Regions from separate parts of the Homo sapiens genome. Here all the other regions are linked to region 1. Evidence: chromatin loops called from intact Hi-C (ENCODE). Cell type or tissue: endothelial cell of umbilical vein. All regions are shown on one strand.

Region 1 (8,000 bases):
ATATTATATGTAGTAGAATTTATATAGGAACATTGTCTTTTTCCCAGTAATGCTGATTCTAAACTAGATTATGTAAATTTCATGTAACATGACATTAAGAATAGTGGGGTGCTAAAGATATTTAGAAATGATTTCCAAAATTGTTGTATTTCTAACATAGAAGGATATTGTCATTTTAAAATAATGTAAAGAAAAAATGCCCCAAACTATCTCTTTAATAAAGTTTTTTTTTAAAATAAAAAACCATTTGTTCAACACTTTATAATGTATATGTTATTTCTCATACCTGGTGTTTTTTTTCATAACAACTAGAGAAAATTGCTATTATCATTATTCCCATTTGAAGAGGAGCCTATGAAGTTTCATTAGAGGTAAATCATCTTGCTCAAGATCACAGAGCAGTAAGTGTTGGAACTGGAATAAACCTAGATTGTCTGACTCCAAATCTGTGCGTGTGTGTTTAATGTTTTAACTTTTATTTTAAAAGTTCAGGGTACATGTGCAGGTTTGTTACACAGGTTAACTCGTGACTCGGGGGTTTGGTGTACAGATATTTTGTCACCCAGGTACTAAGCATAATGCCCGACAGTTTTTTTTTTTCCCTGAGCCTCTCCCATCTCCCATTTTCCTCCCTCAAGTAGGCTCCAATGTCTGTTGTTCCCCTCTTTCAGTCCATGTGTTCTCATCATTTAGCTCCCACTTGTAAGTAAGAACATACAATATTTGGTTTCCTGTTGCTGTGTTAGTTTTCTAAGGATAATGGCCTCCAGTTCCATCCATGTTCCTGTAAAGGACATTGTCTCATTCTTTTTTATGGCTGCATAGTATTCCATGGTATATATATACTACATTTTCTTTATCCAGTCTACTGTTGATGGGCATTAGGTTGATTCCAGGTCTTTGCTGTTATGAATAGTGCTGCAGTAAACAGACAAGTGCATGTGTCTTTATGATAGAATGCAAATCCTGTGGGTTTTTTAATAAGATAATTTATATGTGAATACTTTGCAGTAGGAAAATGGAGTATAAATCAAAGAGCATTTGACAAGATCGAGTCCTGGCTCTGTCCCTGAGTAGCTCTGTGATCTTAGGCAGTTTATTTCATCTACTTTCTTGTGCCTTAAAGTTAAAAGACAATAAACTTGGAGAAAATATTTGCATCATATGTAACAGATAAAAGATTAACATCCAGAACACATAGCCAATTCCTAAAGACAAATAGTGCAACAGGCTGTGCAATTTAACCGTATAAGGTAAAACAACTAAGGAACACATGAGTGAAAGCATAGAGAAAAGCTGAGGCAGGAAATGTTACCAGGCACCTGAGAGAAGCTGTTTCTCATGACTGAATGCTCATTTAACATGTCAGTTTGTTAACAAGGCAAAAAGAAAATACACTGTGGAACAAAGTTTTCATCATGTGACAAAAAACAACATGCCCATTCTTCAAAAACAAATTTCCTTAGGACTTGATATGGTCTGGCTCTGTGACCCCACCCAAATCTCATCTTGAATTGGAATTGGAATTGGAATCCCCACGTGTTGGGGGAGAGACCTCATGGGAGGTGATTAGATCGTGGGGGCAGTTCCCCCGTGCTGTTCTTATGATAGTGAGTGAGTCTCATGAGATCTTTGGTTTTGTACATGTCTGGCATTTCTTCTGCTGGCACTTTTCTCTCCTGATGCCATGTGAAGAAGGACATATTTGCTTCTCCTTGTGCCATAACTGTAAGTTTCCTGAGGCCTCCATGCAGAACTGTGAGCCAAATAAACCTCTTTCCTTTCCAATTACCCAGTGTTGGGCAGTTTTTTACAGCAGTGTGAGAACAGACTAATACAGGACTCGGTAGGAGGGATTTAGCATTTGGTGATTTGGATAGGAAATATTGATTTCCTGATACAGTGGATGACATCTTCAACAGTGCATTTCCTCAGACATGGGCAACTCAGGTGGATGCTCATCTTATCCTTGTTTTTAATTTCAAATTTATGTATTCCTTTAATAAAATTAACATATAATCAAGGATTTAAGAAATATCTATCAGTACAGAAAGGCCCCAATCTTCCCTGCCAGTATTCACAGCTCCACAGACATAAATACTTTAAATGTTTTTGGGTTATGTCTTCTCATAGTTATTTCCATAGCTTCCAATGATGACATGTGTTTGCTGTGATTTTTTGATTTATCCATATTAATAATTTCTACTGGGGCTTTCTGCTCTGAGAGATTCCATAGTGAATGAGCTGGTGTCTCAGGCTTTAAACAATCATTCATGCTCTTTCTTCCACCTCTGTGGAGGCCACGTTGGACTGTGACATTAGTGAGAAATAAACCCTTATTATGCTAAGCCACTGAGATTTGGGGGTTGTTTGTTAACACAACATAGCCTAATTTACCCTGACTACTAAACTGCCCAATTTCCTCACCAGTGAAGCTAGCCTCACTGGTGAGGAATAAACTCTATAGTGCCTCACTCTTAAATATAAATGCATAAGCAAGATTCATCAGATATTTGAGGAAAGTGTTCACATGAAGAACAGACTCTTAATCAGAAGCAGAGGAACTCATAGGTAACAGAGACAATGCAACGAATAGAAGAAAACATTTGTTTTAAAAGCCGGGTGCGGTGGCTCACGCCTGTAATCCCAGCACTTTGGGAGGCCAAGATGGGTGATCACCTGAGGTCAGGAGTTCAAGACCAGCCTGGCCAACCTGGTGAAACCCCATCTCTACTAAAAAATACAAAAATTAGCTAGGTGTGGTGGCATGCATCTGTAGTCCCAGCTGATAGGGAGGCTGAGGTAGGAGGATCACTTGAACCCAGGAGGCGGAGTTGCAGTGAGCCGCAATCAAGCCACTGCACTCCAGCCTAGGCAGCAGAGCGAGATCCTGTCTCCAAAAAAAAAAAAAAAAAAGAAAACATTTGTTTTAAAATTAAAATCTGCAAAGATAAGGAAAGATATTAAACCTATAAAACAAGAAGAAGGTGCTATAGAAAAGAAACAATGAGAGAACAAGAAAGAACTTTTAGAAATAAATAATAGAGTAGAGACTAAGATAAATAAATAGATATGCAAATGTTCATAGCAGTTTTATTTATAATAGTTCCAAACTGGAAACAACCCAAATGTTCTGTAATGAGTGAATGATTAAACAAATTGTAGTACATTTATACTGTGGAAATACTACTAACAGTAAAAACAGAAAAACAACACACACATAGCTTAGAAGAAATTATGCTGAGTGAAAAAAAGCCAATCTTAAGCATGTTGCGTGATTTCATCTATGCAACATTGATGAAACATCATTTTTGAAATGGAGAACAGATTACTGGTTGTGAGGGATTAGGAATGGGGGAAGAGGGAATAGGTATGTTCATAAAGTGGTAACATGCGGGACTCTTACGGCTATGGTACTGTTGTGTATCTTGATTGTGATGGTGGCTATCCAAGACAACACAAGTGATAAAATTGCAAAAAGTTATGCCAAACACACACGGGCATGTGTAACTTGTGAAATCTGAATGAGCTCTGTAGATTGTACCAATTTCAGTTTTTTTCTAGTAGCTGTATGTTTAATATTGCTGTAAAGATACACTTTTTTATACAGTTATTGTTAATAATTTGAAGATGTTTATTGCATTCTATTTTTAGTGGGAAAACATGTAACATACTTTTATTTAGCACGACATTGTGAAATACAAAAAACATGTAACTGAGTAAGCAGGATTTTTCTATTCCTAGCCCATTTCTGAGGACTAAATCATGAACTGCTCCCAATGTAATTAAGTATTTCTTGCAATAGTTGGGCACCAAGTTTAAGATTTATTAATTTTCTCCTCTCAGTATAGGCAGCAATTCACCATTTTCTTTCAGCTCTTTCACAATATCCAATCCTCCCACCAGCTCCCCTTTCACATACAGCTGAGGGTATGTTGGCCAATTTGAGTAAGCTTTTAATCCTTGCCGATCTCCTTCATCCTCCAATATATCGAATGTTTCATATTCACCACCAGTACTATTTAGTATTTCCAGAATTTGTTTGCTGAATCCACATTTTGCTTCCTGTTTGTTTCCTTTCATAAAGAGCATCATAGAAGCTTCATTTGTCAGCACTTTGAGCCTTTCCTCTAATTTGGGAGCTTTGGGACAAATTATATCTAGTTCTTCAGATGCGTGTATCTCCTTAATTATATCAAGTCCTCCTATGAGCTCTCCAGAAACGTAGAGCTGAGGATAGGTAGGCCAATTGGAATAGGCTTTGAGCCCCTGTCGAACCTCTTGATCTAAAGACATCAAAACTGCTAAACTAAATATTATGTTTGTGAACAATTTCCACCATCTGCTTGCTGAAACCACAGAGTGGTTCTTGAGGAGTTCCTTTCATAAACAGCATGCAGGGGGCAGCATGAGTCAGTTTCTGTAAGCGAAGGTTGAGATCTTCTTTAAGATGTTCGTCAGTGCTGGGTGGGAAGGAGCCACTAGATGCATGTCGCTGAGCTTTTTTGGTCTTTAAGATGTTCATCAGTGCTGGGTGGGAAGGAGCCACTAGATGTCGCTGAGCTTTTTTGGTCAACTCTGGGATGTGTGCACCATCTAATCGGTCAATTTTCTGAGAATTATTGAAAAACAGAAAAGTGGGAACAGAGCCAATTTCATATTTTTCAGATACTTCAGGAACACCTTCAGCTTCCAACTTCACAAATGAAACTTGAGGGTGTTCTTTAGCTAACTCTGCCATAACTTCGTTCATCTGTGCACATTGTGGACCACAAGGAGGGACTTGGCTTTGAGGCGCAGCAGCTCCTCAAACTGGCCGGCTGAGCTGACCTCTTCTACAGCTGCTGCAGCCGCCTTGCTGCCCCTGCCACCGTGCTGCCGCCACCACCAATTTCAATTTTTCATTTTCGATATTATGCTATAGTCGTTCAGGATGTTAACAGTGAGGGAGTCTGGGGGGGCGGTGCATGAGACATCCCAGTACCTTTTTTTGAATTTTGAAATAATATTTCCTGTGAATCTATAATTATTTAAAAATAAAAAGCTTTAAAAATCTTCAAATAAATAAGCAGATACTTTGGAAGATAAAGTCAATAACATATCCCAGAAAGAACAAAAAAGGCAGTGTGGAGGACAGAAGGAGAGAAGGGAAGGGAAAAGATAAGAAAATTAGAGAATCAACTCAGAGGTGCATGATATTAGGAATTCCAGAGAGAACAGAGTAAACAAAGGAGAAGAAACTAAAATAATAAAAATCTACACGAACTTGAGAACATGTGCTTTTGTACAGAAAGGGCTTCCTGAGTGCCCATTGCAGTGATGCAGAAAGGCCCAGCACATCGGAATGACCTTTCAGAACACTGAGAGGCAAGGAGAACATCTGTGCTGGATTGCCTCTTGTCAACCTGATGACACCACCGTTCTTCTGAGGTTGGGAACTATACTTCCCAGAATTCTGTTCCCAAGGTGGCAGGGATGGAGCTGAGCTTAGGCTCGGTGAAAGTCTGATTTGCAAATGGCTCCTGCAGGGTGCCCAGCCTGCCAACAGCAGAGACAAACATTGAGCCCATGATGTGGCACTGTTATTTGGGGGAATCAACAGTTTAAGTAACGTGGACCATTTCCATCTTGCCAGAAGCACTGCTTTGTTCTCACTGGAGATGGATGGATTGCCCTCCCTGTCCACAGTGGTTCCTCCAAAATGGTCATCTCTGGACTTACTTACAGAATACCTAATGTATGATAGTGGCACTCTTCCTAGCTTTGCTTCTGACAAGGAACTGATTTCACAGCAAATGAAGTGCAGCAATGTGCTCACGAAAGCATGATGTTGTGAATGCCTTTATTTGGAATTCACTGGTCTTACCATGTTTGCCATCATCCTGAAGCTTGGCTTGATAGAGTGGCAGAATGGGCTTTTGAAGATTCAGTTATGGTGCCAGTTGATAAAATAACTTTGTGGAGCTGATTTAGTACCCGATGAGATGCAGAACATACTCCGAATCAGTGACTCATTTATGATGTAGTTTCCCCCACAGCAAAGATACGAAGTTTTAAAAATCAAGGAATGCAAATGGGAGTAGTGTCTTTTACTGTACATCTAATGATCTACCAAAGTTTTGGCTTTTTTATCCCCACAACATTAAACTCTGCTAGTTTAGAGGTCTGGGTTTCCAGGGCAGGAATACTTCCACCAGGGAACACAACAGTGAGTCCATTTAACAGGAATCTGAGACTCTCATCTGGTCACTTTGTCAGACAAATGTTTTCTTTGCTAGATGGGACAACTGATCTTGATTATCAAGGGTAAATTGGTTGGCTACTGCACAATGGAGGCAAGGAGTACCTGGGCTCCAGGAGATCCTCCTGGTAATCTGGCACTCCCATGCTCTGTAGTAAAAGTTAGAGAAAACTATAGCAACCAGAACAAGCAGAACAATGTCGCACAGAAACTTCAAGAATAAAGATTTAGGTCATCATACTAGACCAAAAAACAAATTAAAAAACTGACTGGGCTGGGCACTGTGGCTCACACCTGTAATCCTAGCACTTTGGGAGGCCAAGGTGGGCGGATCACTTGAGATCAGGGGTTCCAAACCAGCCTGGCCAACATGATGAAACCCCGTCTCTACTAAAAATACAAAAAAAATTATCCAGGCATGGTGGTGGGCACCTGTAATCCCAGCTACTCCAGAAGCTGAGGAAGGAGAATCACTTGAACCCAGGAGGCAGAGGTTGCAGTGAGCCGAGATCACGCCACTGCACTCCAGCCTGGGTGACAGAGCAAGGCTCTGTCTCAAAAAACAAAAAACAAACAAAAAAAAAACAAAAAAAACTGGCTGAGGTGCTTGCTGGGGACCAGTGTGATAGGAAATGAGTGGTGGGAGAAGGGAATTACACATACCAATTACAGCCATGTGACCAGTTCCAGAAACAAGTACTCTAGTCATTAGAGATATTTTCTTTATTGCTTAGATATGGACATTTGTATACATAAACTGATATTTTTCTTTTTTTTCTCTCCCATTCCAATACCCTCTAATAGTATCAGTATATGAATCATGGTTACTCGTATGGTCCAGTTTTAAGTTATAGGATAGCAAGATAAGATTGTGAATCAGAAGATAAACATTTATTCACAGATGGATAAAGTGGAACTCTGGGTTTCTTCTTTTAGGTTTGGTTGTATGAAGAATCATTGAATCATATAATGTAAAAGCATAATGTTGCTAATATCTTTATTTGGAAGTTAAAGATTAAAAATAGGGTGTGTGGATGCCGAGCTGATGAAGGAGTAGACTCTGCTGGATTATCTGGTGTTAGCACAACTCTCACTCATTTTTAAGGCTGAGAGCTACATTTTCCAGAATGGTTTCCTTTTCTATGTGGTTTTTGGTTAGAGTATGCTTGTGAGAGAAACTTGTATGAGATTTGGAAGATGGAAGTGAATCAGGGGCAGCTAAATGTGCAGGTAGGCAAGAGCTTCACAGTGGCTTCCTGGCAAACTCTTGAGAGGATAGTTGGTGGAAGCTTCTCAGAGATTCCTGAGAATTTCGGTAAGGTTTTGAGAACCACCTCTCCTCAATGATTCAGACTGAGATGTTTAGCATAGATTTCTCTGATTTTTGGTGACAGATCCAGTGACCTTTACTCCTTCAGCTCTTCCAATAGTCATGAAAGATCCTAATTTTATATTAATTTCCTTATCCACAGAATGTAGGCACAGTATGGTGTTGAACACCTGTAGTCCTAGCTACTTAGGAGGCTGAGGCAGGAGGATCATGTGAGTCCAGGAGTTCAAGACCAGCTTGGGCAAAGTAGTAAGATCCTGTCTCTTAAAAGAAAGAAGATGACAGAATACATAAAATGACTTCTTTTTATTTTGTAGTACACTGACTGATACAAGATTCTAAAAGCTTCCAGAGAGAATAAAAGATTGCATACAGAGAATGAGAAGTCAGCATGGCATTGAATGTATCAACAGTAACTTAAGCCAGATG
Region 2 (8,000 bases), 150 kb after region 1:
CAACTTTCCCTTTGTAGTTTTGCCACACTAGACAAGGCGAAGCCAGAATGGCATGGCACAGCAATCCTAATCAAGGAAAACAGGACAAAACACAAGGCCCCAGGGAAGGAAGGAGCCAAGGAGCTATGGCTTCATTAGCTTCCTGGAGATCCACCTCTACCTACATTTCCTGGTTCATTCTTTCCCTCTTGATAGACACGGTGGGGAAAACAAGATGCTCATCAGATATGTCCTGAGGGTTCCAGGAGAGAGATTCAATGAGTGCAGAGGTCAAAGCTCATGGCTGTCCGGCTGCAGGGACCTGCAAATGTGCTTTTATTTGGCCTGTGCCGTGTTTAATTTTTTTTTTTTTTCTGAATAAGTGGCTAAAATTTAAAACTGGAAGATCTTACATTAGAAACTGGATATCTTGTTTTTCCTGGAAATTAGGAAGATCTGGAAAACTGGACCTGCATTCCCACAGGGCAATAAGTAGCCAGAAGGGATGAGTGGTTGCCCCTTAGATAAGCTCTGAGCTCTGCAGGTCTTCCGGCCTCACCAGCCCACAGAAGCCCTCACACTCATCTTTCTCACTGTCTGATTCCTGGGGTGGTTCAAGCATGCACTGTGTGGGTTGGAGCAATAAGACACGAACCCAGATGTCTACAGAACAAGACAGTGAAGACTAAGTGTTATGCTGCACGGTCGCTGAGCCCATGGCGGAAGCTTCATATTTGTCAAGTGAATAAATGGCTGCAGATATGAAAGACTATAGTGCAGTTTTGGTGAATATGCCAGGGAGATGGAGAGTCAAGCAATAAACTTATCTGTTCAGAATCTTCTCCAAACAGCACATCTCATACAGCTTTCTTCCTTTACTATTTAATCTTTAATATAATACCCATTATCTGCTAATAATAGTAGACCCTACTTCGGATCCTTAAAGGAAGCTTGCACAAAAACTTCTCAAATAAGTGGATAAATGAGAAAGAAAAGGCAAAACTGCAGTCCCATTGGTGAATTACTTCAAATTTGTCATGAAACCTGGGTTTATTTTTATCTTTCTTTTAGACTCAACCGTAGTTTTGTCCATTCTATGTAGCCCTTAAAAAAATAAACACCATAGTATGGTGGTTCCTCAAAAAATTAGAAATAGAATTACCATACAGTTTCAGCAATTCCACTTCTGGGTATATATCCAAAATAACTGAACGCAAGGACTCAACCAGGTATTTACCCACCCATGTTCACGGCAGCATATTCACAACAGCCAAAAGGTGGAAGCAATGCAAGCGTCCATCCACAGATGAATAGATAAGCAAAATGAGGTTCAGCTGCACAATGGAATATTATTCAGTCTTAAAAAGAAAGGACACTCTGACACGTGCGACAACATGGATGAACCTTGAGGACATTATGCTCAGTGAAATAAGCGAGTCACAAAAGGACAAATTTTGTATGATTCTACTTACATGAGGTGCCTAGAGTAACCAAATTGACAGAGACAGAGAGTAAAAGGGTAGTTACCAAGGGTTAGAGGAGTGGGGGATGGGAGTTATTATTTAATTGGGACAGAGTTTCAGTTTGGGAAGATGAGAAAGTTCTGGAGACGGATGGGGGTGATGGTTGCACAACAATGTAAATGAACTTAATACCACTGAAGTGTACACTTAAAAACAGTTAAGATGATAAATTTCATTATGGGTATTTTGCCATAATACAAAATAGGTATAAAACATACACTTGTGAATTTCAGTTTCTCATTTAAAGTCAAAATTAAACACAGATTACTTCCCTGAGAGGATATGGAACAGCTATCAGGGAAGCAGATGGAATGGGAAGATGAAACTCAGAGTTCACTAAGCTAATTGGCCAATTGAGGGGGGACCCATAGTACTTTAAGGTAAGCTACTGTCTGACCTCTGCAACCCTCCAGGCCAATAAACACCTCCTCCCTTTAGTTAGACAAATGCTGGGAGAATCAGAATTCAATTTTCACAAACTTTTTCAAAATATTATTTAAAGAAGATGCAGAAAAGCCAGTTAAATGTGGGTAAGGCTGGCCTAACCAACGTTTTTAGAAAACACTTAGCATTACTTGGTCAAAGCAACATCGCAGCCCAAGAAGACCAGCGTATGAAGTGATAACATCTATAGTTGCAGAGGTCTGTTCTGGGACCAGCCAGGGATGCAGACCCCAACCTGGGACACAGATGAACCAGGAGTGTTAAATAGTAATATTTGCATGAATGCACAGTTAGATAGTGTATATATTGAGTTGTATATTTTCTTTTTTCTCTTTTTTTGAGATGGAGTCTCACTCTGTTGCCCAGGCTGGAGTGCAGTGGCTGATCTCAGCTCACTGCAACCTCTGCTGCCTGGGCTCAAGCAATTCTCCTGCCTCAGCCTCCCGATTACCTGGGATTACAGGCACCTGCTACCATGCCCGGCTGATGTTTTTTTTTGAGACAGAGTCTTGCTCTGTTGGCCAGATTGGAGTGCAGTGGTGCGATCTCGGTTCACTGCAACCTCCACCTCACGGGCGCAAGCAATTCTCCTGCCTCAGCTCCTCTCAGTAGCTGGGATTACAGGCGTGCGCCACCATGCCCAGCTAATTTTTGCATTTTTAGTAGAGATGGGGTTTTACCATGTTGGCCAGGCTGGTCTCGAACTCTTGACCTCAGGTAATCCACCCGCCTCAGCTTCCCAAGGTGTTGGGATTACAGGTGTGAGCCACCGTGCCCGTTCAATTTTTGTAGTTTTAGTAGAGACGGGGTGTTACCATCTTGGCCAGGCTGGTCTTGAAATCCTGACCTCATGATCCACCCGCCTTGGACTCCCTAAGTGCTGGGATTACAGGCGTGAGCCACCATGCCTGGCCAGTTGTATATTTTCATTAGTGTGGCTCTAATAAACATAAATGTCTAATCTTATCATGCCGAACATGATTATACTAAAATACACAGGGAGTTTCTGAAACACATACATGCTTTTTAATAATGAATCTGCTTATTATCGTGTTATTCTCTTAGATCACACAGCACACAAACACTCACAGTCGTTCAGAATCCTTGCCATCAATCTGGGTTCTGACCTTAGCTAGCTGTCCGACCTCAGGCAAGATACCTCCTGGGACCTGAATGTCCTCATCTGTAAAACTGCAACAACTCTATCTACCTGGCAGCATTGTTGTGAAGATGAAATGAGTTAGTGCAAGTAAAGTCCTTTTTAAAGCTGGGTCTATCACATAGTAAGTGCTCAATAAATTTAGCAATATGTGTTTGTGAGCAGGTAAGAGCAGTATCTGGATAGCTCCTGTCTCTGACCCACCCGATCCCTTCCTCGTATTTACAAGTCATTGATATTTTAGTTTCAAATTCATGTGTCCAAATTCTTTGTTAGACTTTTCCTTTCCTATTAGCCCTTTCACTCCAGAGCAAGGATGGTAAGACGCTCAGGGAAAGGTTGTGATGTGATCACAGATTGCTGTCTACATTCACACTCAGCTAGGGTTACTTGCAGGAGAAACCTGCCCCTAAGCACACAGTCCACGTGTGCCAGGGGTGGACGCACACAAGGGCCCTGCTGCCACCATGGCTGGGACCTTGCCCGCCTTGGGCACAGGCAGGGCCCAGCTTTTCAGATGAGATCACCAGTGTCTGACCCAGGAGCCAAGTGCTCAGGCCAAAAGACTCCAAATTAAGCCAGCTGAGGTGCTTTCTTTTGAGATGGGAGAACATGTGTTCCATTCTTAAGGGGAGAAAGCAACTCAGGACTTCATGTTTTCATTGTACTTGGCTCTCACTGCCTCTAACTCCAGGCGTTTGTGGAACAGGGAAATGAGCTCCGAGTCAAATGATAAAGCTGATATGATTCATGTGTCTTTCAGGAGGAAAGAGACAGGAAACGGAGGCCTGGCTGCCTGGGCTGTGACGTTGCCCCTCTGGCATGCTGTCCGGGCCTGGAAAAATGCAGCTGGCACTGCCTTGAGGATTCGGAGCAGACAGGAGTTATGTGGTTGCTTGGCCAACTCCCGAGTACAATAAACTTAATCTTGGAAGTCTTACTCTCGAGGGTGAGGAAAGGGTGAAATGTCGGTATGTAGACTCTGTCGCCAAGAAGCACAGGAGAAATGAAAGAAGAAACAAATCCCTTCAGTTAAAATGCCAGTGGAAAAACACTTCTGAAAAACAAACACCGAGAAGCACAATGTGTTTTTATGTGCTTGAGATTTTTTAAAAACGAGTTTTGGAAAATAGTCTCTTGATGTTTACATAGTTCCCCGTGAATAAAGGGCAACTGGGAATTTGGACTGGCCTGGCTCTCAAGTAGGGGTCCGCAACCTGCAGCCCGAGGGCCCGTCGGTCGCTGCTGGCTTCTTTCTATGAATGCTGCCCTACTGAACACAGCCGCGCCCCTCCGTGACCTGTGCCTGCGGCTGCTCTCATACTACCACGACAGAGCGGTGGGGGGCGTTGCAGCACTCACCTCACAGCACACATACATCAAAATAGTTACTGTCTGATCCTTTACAGAAAAAGTTGACTGATCCTTGGTCTAAAACAGGAGAGGGAAGTACTCACTCACCTCAGTGCCCATTTCATGCAGAGCTGCAAGAGCTCTCTGCCCTACCACAGTGCGGCCACCTAATTGTCTCTCCTTGGCAGAACACATGCTTGGCTGGCGGCTGTGGGGAGGGCAATCTGGCTAAATAATGCATCAGCAGGGCTGCCTCTGTTCTTAGTTTTCCTGCAGACTTTGCTGGGTCATGCAGCTAGGTTAGATTTCAGAGGGTCCTGCAGAACCACACTGACTTCTAGTTCCCTGTCTCCTTGTCTGTAGGCCCTGTGAGTGCAGGGCAAGGCCAGCTCATTTTTGCATCTAATTTGTACCATAGAATCGGTGCTGAATAAATGTTTTTTTTTTTTTTGAGACAGAGTTTCGCTCTTGTTGCCCAGGCTGGAGTGAAGTGGCACCATCTGGACTCACTGAAACCTCCACCTCCCAGGTTCAAGCGATTCTCCTGCCTCTGCCTCCCAAGTAGACAGGATTACAGGCATGCACTACCATGCCTGGCTAATTTTTGTATTTTTAGTAGAGATGGGGTTTTACCATGTTGGCCAGGCTGGCCTCAAACTCCTAACCTCAGGTGATCCACCCGCCTCAGCCTCCTAAAGTGCTAGGATTACAGGCTGAGCCACTGTGCCTGGCCATTAAATGTGATTTTAAATAATAAACAAGTGCACACACACTAGATTACATTTTCAGAATTACCAAGTGAGTGGGAGTCTCAACCCCATCTGTTGAGACCTTATCCCACGCAGACTGTCCAGAACCTCAACCCAGCAGGGTTCGACCCAGATATGAGGGTTGCAGGGCAGCTACAAAGGTAGCCCCTCTTCAAGCCAATATACGTATTTTTACATTAGTCCACATTATTTAGTGGGAAGAAATAAATTTTCTTTTAGTAAAACTTGGTAAAAGATATATCTTTTACCATATATCATACCAAGATACCATATATCTTCCTTTCCATCAAGGGCTTTATCAGCACGTTGAATACAACAGAACATCTCAACGTGCTGAGTTTGGAATTGGCTTTCAGTTCACAGTTTTTCTATCACTTGTGACTAGATTATGATTCAGTCATTCACACCAAGAATTGAAATAACAATCTAATTCAACATTGATTTAATAATTATTAATTGTTCTTCCTGGCCTTCATTACCCTAAAAACATGTTGCTGTTGTTGTTGTTTTTTTCTGGAGGCCTTATTCTCTTGAGTTTTCTTTTGCAATTTTCTGAACACAACAATTTCTTGGTTACATGTTAAATACTTTGAAATTTATGCAATAAAACAAAACCGCGCAGTCCCAGGAAACATCCCTCTACAGCGCATTACTTGGTTTCGGAATCTCGTTGACCATGGGGTCAGCTTCAGCAGGCTGGTTTCAAGTTTGGTGTCGGGAACCCAGGGGCCGCCCCCTTCAATATTTCCCCAACTAAGAAAGGTGAGCACAGGCAAGGGGATCTGTCTTGCTTCCTCTTCAAGGCTTGACTACTATGGTTGGTATAGGACAGGCTTATATTTAGCCATTTATCTAATGAGTTGTATGTGGAAACCTGAATTCATCAACATCCCGGTTGTGATGGATTCCAGTAAGGTTCGAGCACATCCATATTCCTGGTGCAAGACAAGTCTCCTGAGTGTCCCGCCTCCTAATCCCGCTTAGCTGCCTCACTTCCTTCCTTCACAAAGATTGAGTCAATTTACAATCTTAGAGCAACAGATCACCACAGAACAATAATGATAGTAATGATGGCTCCCATCAGACCGTGAGCTCCATCAATAGGGATATCTGTCTCTTTTGTTTGCTCACTGCTAACACCACACTCCAGGGCCCAGTCCAGCACTGCTACGGCCAAGGGAAGTAGAGTCTGGCTAGCAAACCATCAGGTTGCAATAGACAGGCACTCAATAAATACTTGCCAAATGAATGAATTTGCTGAAAGCTTACTGTGGGTAAAGTTCTTTCTGTGTCATTTCATTTAACCCTCGTGACCATTACTGTGAGCAAAGCATTGCTGTATCCATTTAACAGGTGAAAAATTGAGGCTCTGTGTGCAGTTAATTGACTTGACCACATACATTCAGCTGGTGTAAGGGGCACCCAGTTGGACTCAGGCCTACTTGGCGTCACAACCTTTACTCTTTCCACAATGCAACTCAGTCCCTGGGGCCATGCAGTTGGCTCTATTAGGGAATGAATCCTGGTATTCAGACCGGTCAGGCATGGAACATGCCTGTGCAGTTACTGGCTCACCACAAAATATTAATTACCACAGGGGAATAGGTTAAAGGCTATTTGTAGGGTAGCAGGAAGCCTAATCTATTGCCAGCTGCAGATAAAGACCAGCCAGAACTCTAGCATATCACTGGCAATGAGGAGTGGCTTTGTTTGACTCTGTGTGGGCAGGTTTTGTCGGATAGCAAGAGCACCCGGGCTGGTATTGCAGAAAGCAGTGTATAAGGATTCTGTAATCCTACTCTTAATTTGTCTAGTCAAATGCAGGTTTTATAACAGATGGGCTCTGGCTTACGGTCCATGGCCAGACAGGGAGAACTATGTATCACATGTAATGTAGTCCCGTGTGTGAGCGCTCCAGGTCACATAGCACCAGGTCACATGTGCTTCAGGTCAGCATGGCTAAATATGAAAGGACACACACCCAGCTCGGCGCGGTGGCTCCCATGCCTGTAATCCCAGCACTGTGGGAGGCCGAGGCGGGAGGATCACCTGAGGTCGGGAGTTCGAGACCAGCCTGGCCAACATGCTGAAACCCCTTCTCTACTAAAAATACAAAAATTAGCCAGGCGTGATAGCGGGTGCCTCTAATCCCAGCTACTTGGGAGGCTGAGGCAGGAGAATCGCTTGAACCTGGGCGGCAGAGGTTGCGGTGAGCTGAGATCACGCCATTGCACTCTAGCCTGGGCAACAAGAGCAAAATTCCATCTCAAAAAAAAAAAAAGACAAGACAAGACAAGACAAGACACACACCCTACCCCTAGCAGCCAGCACCAGCCAGCTCCGGGCAACATACCTTAAAGCAGAATTCAAAGGTCACTAACATCAGAATCACTGCTGGGGGCTAAGGGCTATTAACAATGAAGACCCTAATCCAGACCCTCTGGGGATGGGTGGCAGGAATCCTGTCTTATTTACAAGCTCCCCAGGTGGTTCTTCTGCATACTAAACCATAAGAACCACTGTTCATGGACTTGGGTAGAAAGAGGAGGTTCATTTTTCACTTTTAGATGTATGCAATATTTGGTGCTTTGTAATTTAAAGAGTATAGGTCTGGGGGAAGAAAGGAAGGAAGAGAGCAGAAAAGAAAGAGACGGTATTGTGAGAAGACTCTGTGTGGGGTGCTGGGGTACAGAAGCCACATCCCCTGGACTCTGGATGGTCCCGTTGGAATTGTCTGTCTCTTTGTCCACCTTCACCTGTTTTCCTGCCACA
Region 3 (8,000 bases), 92 kb after region 1:
TGTATTGAGAGTACCGCTTTACTTCCGATTCTGCCCTGTATTTTTACTAAGTGAATACAATCTCAAGGATAACTTCTAGAATTCATCATTGCTTCATTATATTTCCAGTTGCCCCACACTAAATTTATCGGTCCCAATTAAGTCCATATAAAGAGGAGTGTCAGCGGAAGAATAACAAGGTTCATAAATTTGGAAAGGAGAGCTTCATTTCTTATAAAGGGTTGCAGCCTGCCAGGTGGCCATTCTGACAGGCAGGAAGCATAGCCTCCGGCCAGAATCCAGAAACAGACACTTCAAGGGTGGGAAGAATAAGGAATTTATGCTGAACGGGTGGCCAAATATACATATTCAATAAGCTACAGGAGGATCATAAATATTTATGAGAGAGGTAACCTGCGAATGCGCAACCAAGCACGATGCCTCTCTACATTCAAAAAATGGCAGCGTCAACATGATGGGGTTGAGTATTCGCCCTCTGACATCAAAAGATGAAGAGGGAACACAAAAACCCTCTCTGTGCATCCTCCGTAGGCCAGCCGGAACCACTCTGTGGTTGGTGGTCTCTTATCAGGAAGGAATACTGGTGGATTGTTTCGTCCAAACTTCAAAAGAGGTGCAGTGGTAGGTGGTTGGTTGATATCTGGGTGGTCTTTCCAAAGGGCTGGTTTCTGTTTAACCTTAGGGAAGAAAGCCTAAGGGGGGTTAGCAGGGGCCTGTCCGACCTCCCAACGGTCACGGTGGGGAACTCAGTTTTCATTTCCCTGGGATACCCCTGGCCAAGAGGGGATTGGTTCAGTTGGTTGGGAGGCACAGGATTTCATTTTTTTCAGGGTGTTAGTGTGGAAAAAACACAAAAGCTGCAAGTGCGTTTTCCTATTTTCTCACTCAACAACACAACAATCAACACAGATGAAGACTTCTGTGAACAAATGCGGGAGATTTCTCCCCAGCTGCAAACAAGCAAGCAGTTCTTCAGGGGACACCAGCTGGGTGTCCTCTAATTCAACTACAATGCTGTTTACCTGGAGGTCGTGTCAGATCTCACAGTGCTCAGTGTCTGAGGCTGCCATCCTTAACCCCAATCACTAGTCACAATTCTGCGCCTCCGGAACTTCTGACCTATTAGCTTCAAGTTGGGGTTCCCACAATCCCCTCTCTGGGTTTGATTAATTTGCTAGAGTGGCCCGCAGAACTCAGAGAAATACCTTTACCAGTTTACTTAAAGGACATTACAAAGGATACAGAAGAAGAGATGTGTAGGGCAAGGTATGGGGGAAGGGGTTTGCTACCCTCCGGAAACCTCCACCTGATCACCTACCTGGAAGCTCTCCAGATTCTGTTCTTTTGGGCCTTTTATGGACACGTCATTATGTAGGCATGATTGACAAAACCACTGGCCATTGGTAATCAACTTAACCCCCAGCTCCCTCCACTCCTTGGACATTGAGGGTTGGAGCTGGAAGTCCTGAACCTCTAATCCTGCCTTGGTCTTTCTGGAGAACAGACTTTCCTTAAACAGTCTAGGGAGCCCAGCCATCAGTCAATCATTAGCATATGAAAAGACATCATAAAAGTCAATTATAAAAAGACACTTGGAGATTCCCAGGATTTTAGGAGCTGTATGCCAGGAAACGGGATGAAGAACAAATATATATTTCACAATATCTCCCCTTGAGATGAGATTGAGAAATACAATAAATTAGAAAACAGATTTCATACCAGCATAACCAAAATAAATCTTTGCCAAATTCAGACGCAACTCAAATGTCCATTGACCTTAAAAACAATGACAACAAAGCCAACAACAACTGGAAGACCTTCCACTTTCAGGGCCAGGATGGGCAGACTGCAGTGGAAACCGGGGTGTGGATGCCACGAGCCCGCCCGAGAGCAGAATTTAGGAAGCAGCTTCTGGAATGTACTGCAGGTCTCAGTAGGCCATGAGTCTCGTAAGCCCAGTCTGCCTTCACTGGGCTTGTCTGCAGCTTGGCCTCGTGCCCCTGGACACAGGTATGAGGTGAAGATGGCAAAGAGATTCACATACTAAGAAGCCACCCTCGTCAGGCTGGCCTGTGCTGGAGTTTAGTGTCTGTCATGTTGGGGTGTGGCACCTTTGTTTGCAGGCTAGCCTTTATATGCCCCTGTATTTCATTGTTTGCTTTTGTTTTTTCCTTTAGTCACCTAGTAAACATTTCTACTGGAAAACCTTGCCTCAGAAGAACTAAGAGGAAAAGCAGTGTCCACACCCAGACCAGCCTCGCCAAGGAGGGCAGAGGTTCCTCTCGAGGACGGTCTTGGTCAACGTGGCCACAGCTCCTGCTCCAACTAGCACTCAAAGGAGTCTGCTGGGGCCCCAGGGAACACGGGGGGCAGTGGCGCACCCTCAGTGATGGCTGCTCTGTAGACAGAGCCCCAGGACTTCTCTCCCTCCTTCTTCAGCTCTCTGCCCTGTTGCTCTGCACAATCACAGCGCTTGTCACTTACATGTCTGTTTACCCGACCCCTTGCCAGCCTGTCATTGTTATTTTGGTATCCCCAGCACCTATGTGATGTGTAATATGTAATGAAGGTTTCTCTCATGAAACCAAATGGTGAGCATTGAAGTAGGGGGAGAGGCTGCATGAGCAAAAGGACCATTACCCTCTCTCTTCTACCAACTGGGAGGCCAACAAACTGAGGAGATGGGCTGCCCGGTGATGGGAGGACAACATGGTGCAGCGTCCTTAGAGAGCTTCCGGTAGGCCTCAGGCTGCTGTGAGGGAGCTTAAGGTTATTAGCTGTTAAACTGTTGCTATTTTGAAAAAGTTGAAAGAGCACTGTGCACTATGTGCTCAAGTGCATTTGACTCAGGAGATGGTTAAGAGGGGGTGAGTTTGGGGAATGCTTGCACTGGGAGAGAACTTGGGGTACAACTCCATGCGTGTCTGTGGGTCTCTCCACAAGATGGCACTCATCTCTTGTTCTTAGCTCCTGCTAATGAAAAGTTTGTAATTTTTAAATCCCTGCAGAGCAATGAGGATGACTTCTGTTTCCTGTATTGGCAACTTACATGTTTTATTTCCCTGGGAACCTGGGCCACGGTGAGGGTAGCTGCATTAGGTACTAAAGTCTGGTGAGCCCTAGGGGGCACAACGTGGTTGCACATCCTGCAAAACCGGGCTCCCTAAGTTAGTTTAAGCACAGGTGTTTGGAGTGGTCGCTAGGGTGACGTGTTTGAGTAACTTGCCCTATTCGATGCTGGCCTCGGCTAGTGGGACTGCTGCCATTATTTTGTATTGCTGTAACAGTCACCGGTCACACTGACTTTGTCTCTGAACACAACCCTGGGCTTGTTTGTGATTAACAGTGTCAATCTGCAGGAGAAAGATCCTTGGTCTCTGAACTTCATGAGAGGAGTTAAAAAAAAAAAATTGCAGACTGAGGTACCCAGTATAAACCATGAGGAGAATCCTGTGGAAGTCTTTTCACCACCTTTTGGACGCAAGGAGTGCGCTTACTCATGGGATTGTTGTATTATCAGAAGTAATGTACTTTATCAAGTCTCTTTCCTTCAATACAATCCTTCCAAGAGGATGCTGCCCAGGAATTTATAGGATGAGGCAAATTCCAATGATGCTAATCTGGCCTCATTGATAGATCTCCAGAATATTCCAGTTGACCCCAATTTTCACCAGTCTTGAGAAAATTTGCAATGGGCCATCCTTCCCCCTTCCTCATGTCGTGCCACAGGGCCGAACACTCAGTGGTGCTGGAGATGTTTGTCACACTTGATGTAGAATCTCGTTTCATACAAAGGCCACAGGGGAGACAATTCCCAATTCAAAAGCATTTAAAACAGTATGCATGTAGGCAGTCCTTGCAAATGTCACCAGCTAATGACAATAATCCGTCCTGTTTCTGCAGGGCCTTATAATACATGTGCACTTACATCTCTATCCTGCCTGCAGCCCCTTCAAGACACCAGGAGACAGATTGTTAGGTCCGTTTTGGAGAGAAGGAAATGAAGACTCAAGAAGGTCATGATTTCTACAAAGTCACAAAGCAGGCATGTCTCAGAATTGGGATAAAAACCTACGTTGCCTGAGTCTTGGCCCACTCTTTCCTTCAAATCCTTGGTTGTTTCTGGGTGCCAGGCGCTGTTTTAGATATTAGGAACACAGCAGCAAACAACTGTCAATTTACAAGAGAAGGATCGTTGGTCTCTGAACTTCATAAGAGGACTTAAAAACAAATTGCAGGCCAGGCGCGGTGGCTGGCCAGGATCGTGAAACTCCGTTGCTACTAAAAATACAAAAATTAGCTGGGCGTGGTGGCGTGTGCCTATAATCCCAGCTACTCGGGAGGCTGAGGCAGGAGAATCTCTTGAACCTGGGAGGCGGAGGTTGCAGTGAGCCCAGATCGTGCCATGGCACTCCAGCCTGGGCAACAAGAGCAAAACTCTGTCTCAAAAGAAAAAAAAGTTGCAGCCTAGCAACAAAGTATAAGCCATGAGGAGAATCCTTTTACCATTTCTTAAGCTTTCAGACCACCCCTTTTGACACAAAGGATGCACTTATTCCTGGGATTGGCCTGTTGGGTGGGGTGCAGTTTTAAACAGGGGGCTCAGGTGACATTCAAACAGAGGCCTGAAAGTGGAAGAGGTGAGTCACACAGAATTCTTAAGGAAGAGCTTCCAGGCAGAGGGAACAGCTGTCACAAAGACCTGCCATGGAAGGGCCTAGTGTATCCCAGGAAAGCACTGAGCCACCTGCTGGGGGACCTGGAGGCCACAGTCTGACCTCGGCTCTTCTTCTGACCAAGACGAAGCCATCAAAGGGCTTCAAGCTGACATGTGCTATGATATTTCTGACATCTTAACAGGGTCACTCTGGGAGATTTCCTTACAATATAAGTTGTCAATATAATCCAAGAAAACAATGGCCCAGAGGAAAAGAGTATTACATGACTATTACTGTAGGTCTCACAGTGAGGTGACAATCACAAGCACTGTCTGTGGGGTGCCTGCCATGGGCCAGGTAGTTGGCAGGGGGCTTTCTTTACCCACAACATTTCATCCCGTCCTTGCCGTTGGCTGCATGATGTATTTATTATTATGCCATTTTACAGATGAGAAAACTGAGACTCGAGTCCACAGGCTAACCAGTGGCAGCCTTGGGCCTTCACTCTACGGCCCTTCGCCTCTGTTGTGAGCACGTGCACATCAGTCAAGGCTGAAACGATCCTTTCAATGAAAGAAAATGTGATATTTGGTAAAGTGCCTTGAAAGAAATACTCTCATAATAAGAATTGGTAAATGTTGTCTAATTAACACATTGGCAGTGTTCTTCATGTCATTTCTACATGCCGTTCAACCTGCAAATATTATTTTTTAAAATTAATCTAGTAATATTTAATACTTTTTAAAGGGAGCCTTTGATTAACTTTGGTCCCATCAACAAACACTAATTGCATTAAGCTTTTTGAACAGCCTTTGTAAATGTAATCATTTGACTTCCTTAATTGTCTGATTAACAACAACGAAAAATCTTCCCAAGTACTTAAGTAATAATTCCTGTAAATATAACAAAATCTAGACATATAATAAATTTTAAATTCTCTTAAAATATCAACATAAAATTATAGTCTACATCAACTTTTTAGCTCCACAGTTTAAGTTAGAATTACAAGTTTGACTGACACTCCAGCACACAAAATCCTCTTAAATGTAACAAATAAGGAAAAGGCCAAATATCCACAGATTACCTCCTAACCCCAAGATATCAGAAATAGATTTGATTCATCTTCATCATTTCTACACTTAATGCTGTCTCTTTTCAGGATTACAAGTCATTTTCCCACTAAAAAAAAAAGATTCCGAATAAATTTGGAGTTGAATTTTCAAGTGAATTTTTGGGGCCTCCTTACCAGCTGGCCGAGGTTGCATCATGAGCAGGGATGTTAGCTTGGGTGCAGGAGTTAGAAGTAGAGAGGTCAGGATGATTTTTGTTGATTTTGTACTTGCTAAGTCACTGTCTTGCAAAGGTCAGCTCCTAGTCCTGGCCCCTACATTCGGTCATATGTCACCTGCTTCTGTACACTTAGACATGCCTGCAACCTTGCCAGGTCTCTGTAGCACATGGCTGGATTTAACAACATCGTTTCTGGTCTAATTCTATTCTAAATTCTTTTCATATTCTGCACATTTGCTGCAGCTGTAACTTCCAGCCACTGCTCAAAGATGAAGATGGGGCTTAAAGCTAGACAGTGGAGTGAGGCTAGCCAAGGTCAGAACTGCAGAGATGGCAGGTGTGTATGTGCTGGGTGAGGCCAGCTTGTTGAATGTTGCCATGGCCCGTCCTCCTCATTCGCCTCTGGGAAACACAGGAGGAAACTGCACAAACAGAACCTGTGTGCATCTGAGCAGCTGCATCCTCAGAAAGATCTGGCTAAGGCAGTGACATCATGAAACTGGAATTTCTTTCACTCTGGAGGAAGTGAAAAGAGCTGCAAATGGATCTTTAGGGACTGGTTATTATTCCCTGTTTTAATGGACATTTCTTTCATCTTAAAGTGCATTAAAAAATTGACGTGGCAATATAAATACCACCTTCCCCTCCACCTTTTTTTTTTTAAGCAAGATGTCTCTTGAATTTGTATTTGTTTTGCTACTTAAAACCAAATCTTTAAGGAAAGCCAATGCAAATGCAAGCTCTTCAGTGCTTATGGTCACTCAGTGGACTCCTTAGTTCCCAGCAAGCTCTAGCTGCCCAACTGAACTTCTCTTTGTGGGTTTTCAGAGGGCTGGGGAATGGAAATGGGTTGGTGTGGTTCTCCAGTTTGCTCGTTCTTTGCCGTATGGCAGGCTTTTCACACACAGATGGGCTGCTGAATGTTCTATCATTGCAGACTTGCCTCCAGACCCAGGTATATTTCAAGAGCAGAAACCATTGGCACAATCACCCCTTATTCTGTTTGTGGAAGAAAGTTGCCATCCACACAGAAAATTATAGTTTTGGCCGGGCGTGGTGCCTCACAGCTGTAATTCCAGCACTTTGGGAAGCTGAGGCGGGTGGATCATGAGGTCAGGAGTTTGAGACCAGCCTGGCCAACATGGTGATACCCTGTCTCTGCTAAAGATATAAAAAATTAGCCAGGCGTGGTGGCATGTGTGTGTGATCCCAGCTACTCGGGAGGCTGAGGCAGGAGAATCACTTGAAGCCGGGAGGCGGAGGTTGCAGTGAGCCGAGATCACACCATTGCACTCCAGCCTGGGCAACAGAGCAAGACTCTGTCTCAAAAAAACAACAGAACAAAACAAAAATTATAGTTTCTATACATGTGGGTTTGGAATTTGAACAAGTTATTTTATTCTGGGAATGCTTTATCATCGCCTAAAATGACGACTTCTTTCCTAGTTGTGATTTCTCTTTGCCACGTTACCAGGAGGCACAGAAGGCACAGGGAGGAAAGTTCTGGGTTTTCCTCTTGCGAAACTGAGAAGCCACATTAGGGATGAGGCAGTCATCTGAGCCAGCATCTTGTCTGGAAATAATTATGGCTTGCTCACAAAGCTGTGGAAATCTGCAATGCAGAGAAATACAACATCCTTGCAAACCCAAATAAAGGGCAGCAAATCCTTTTGGACACAGCTGTGCCTAAGACTCCCGGAGTGAAAGGAGCAAAATTGTACCTATGACCCACTGTGTCTATTGGAAACCCTAGAATCAATGTCATGTTCATCACCCTGTTAAATGGCAACAGATTTATGAGGAGAGAAGCTTCCAGAAAGACTGCAGAATTATCTTTTTTGGTGCAGTTTGGGACTTTAATTCTCAAAGGATTAAAACCTGTCCAGGTTCTTCTGGTGTGTTCCTTCCGTCTATACAAGGAGCATGTGATTCTTTAAAAATGTTGACTTTGCAGATCCCAATAGTTAGGTGGGAAATTGAGACACCAGAGAGGCATGAGGTTCCTCATTTAGTCTGGACTCAGTTCCTTTCCTAAATTAAAGGAAATGTACC

The links. A loop is a pair of places that touch in the nucleus more often than their neighbours do. Peaks named below come from ENCODE experiments on the same cell type or tissue, not always from the same donor. Only the 100,000 strongest peaks of a DNase experiment are listed, where the experiment ranks them.
Region 2: a loop joins it to region 1, with 5 times the contacts of the local background. A loop is called at or near these places in 4 of 110 quality-filtered maps.
Region 3: it touches region 1 in a loop (4-fold over the local background); 14 of 110 quality-filtered maps call a loop at or near these places.

What each region holds. Positions count from the first base shown.
Region 1 is chr6:3,974,928-3,982,927 of GRCh38, reverse strand. It overlaps the pseudogene GLRX3P2. Among named protein-coding and RNA genes, the nearest start is that of PRP4K, 42 kb to the left of the region's middle. RefSeq lists a silencer at 4,339-4,633. In endothelial cell of umbilical vein, a CTCF peak has its summit at 4,507 (motif pointing right); a DNase peak (open chromatin) is centred at 4,567.
Region 2 is chr6:3,822,084-3,830,083 of GRCh38, reverse strand. No RefSeq gene overlaps it. Among named protein-coding and RNA genes, the nearest start is that of FAM50B, 23 kb to the left of the region's middle. In endothelial cell of umbilical vein, a CTCF peak has its summit at 4,437; DNase peaks (open chromatin) are centred at 3,923, 4,403 and 6,223; H3K27ac peaks cover 4,452 bases.
Region 3 is chr6:3,882,558-3,890,557 of GRCh38, reverse strand. No RefSeq gene overlaps it. Among named protein-coding and RNA genes, the nearest start is that of TGILR, 25 kb to the left of the region's middle. In endothelial cell of umbilical vein, CTCF peaks have their summits at 2,933 (motif pointing right) and 4,772 (motif pointing left); DNase peaks (open chromatin) are centred at 3,057 and 6,387; H3K27ac peaks cover 2,034 bases.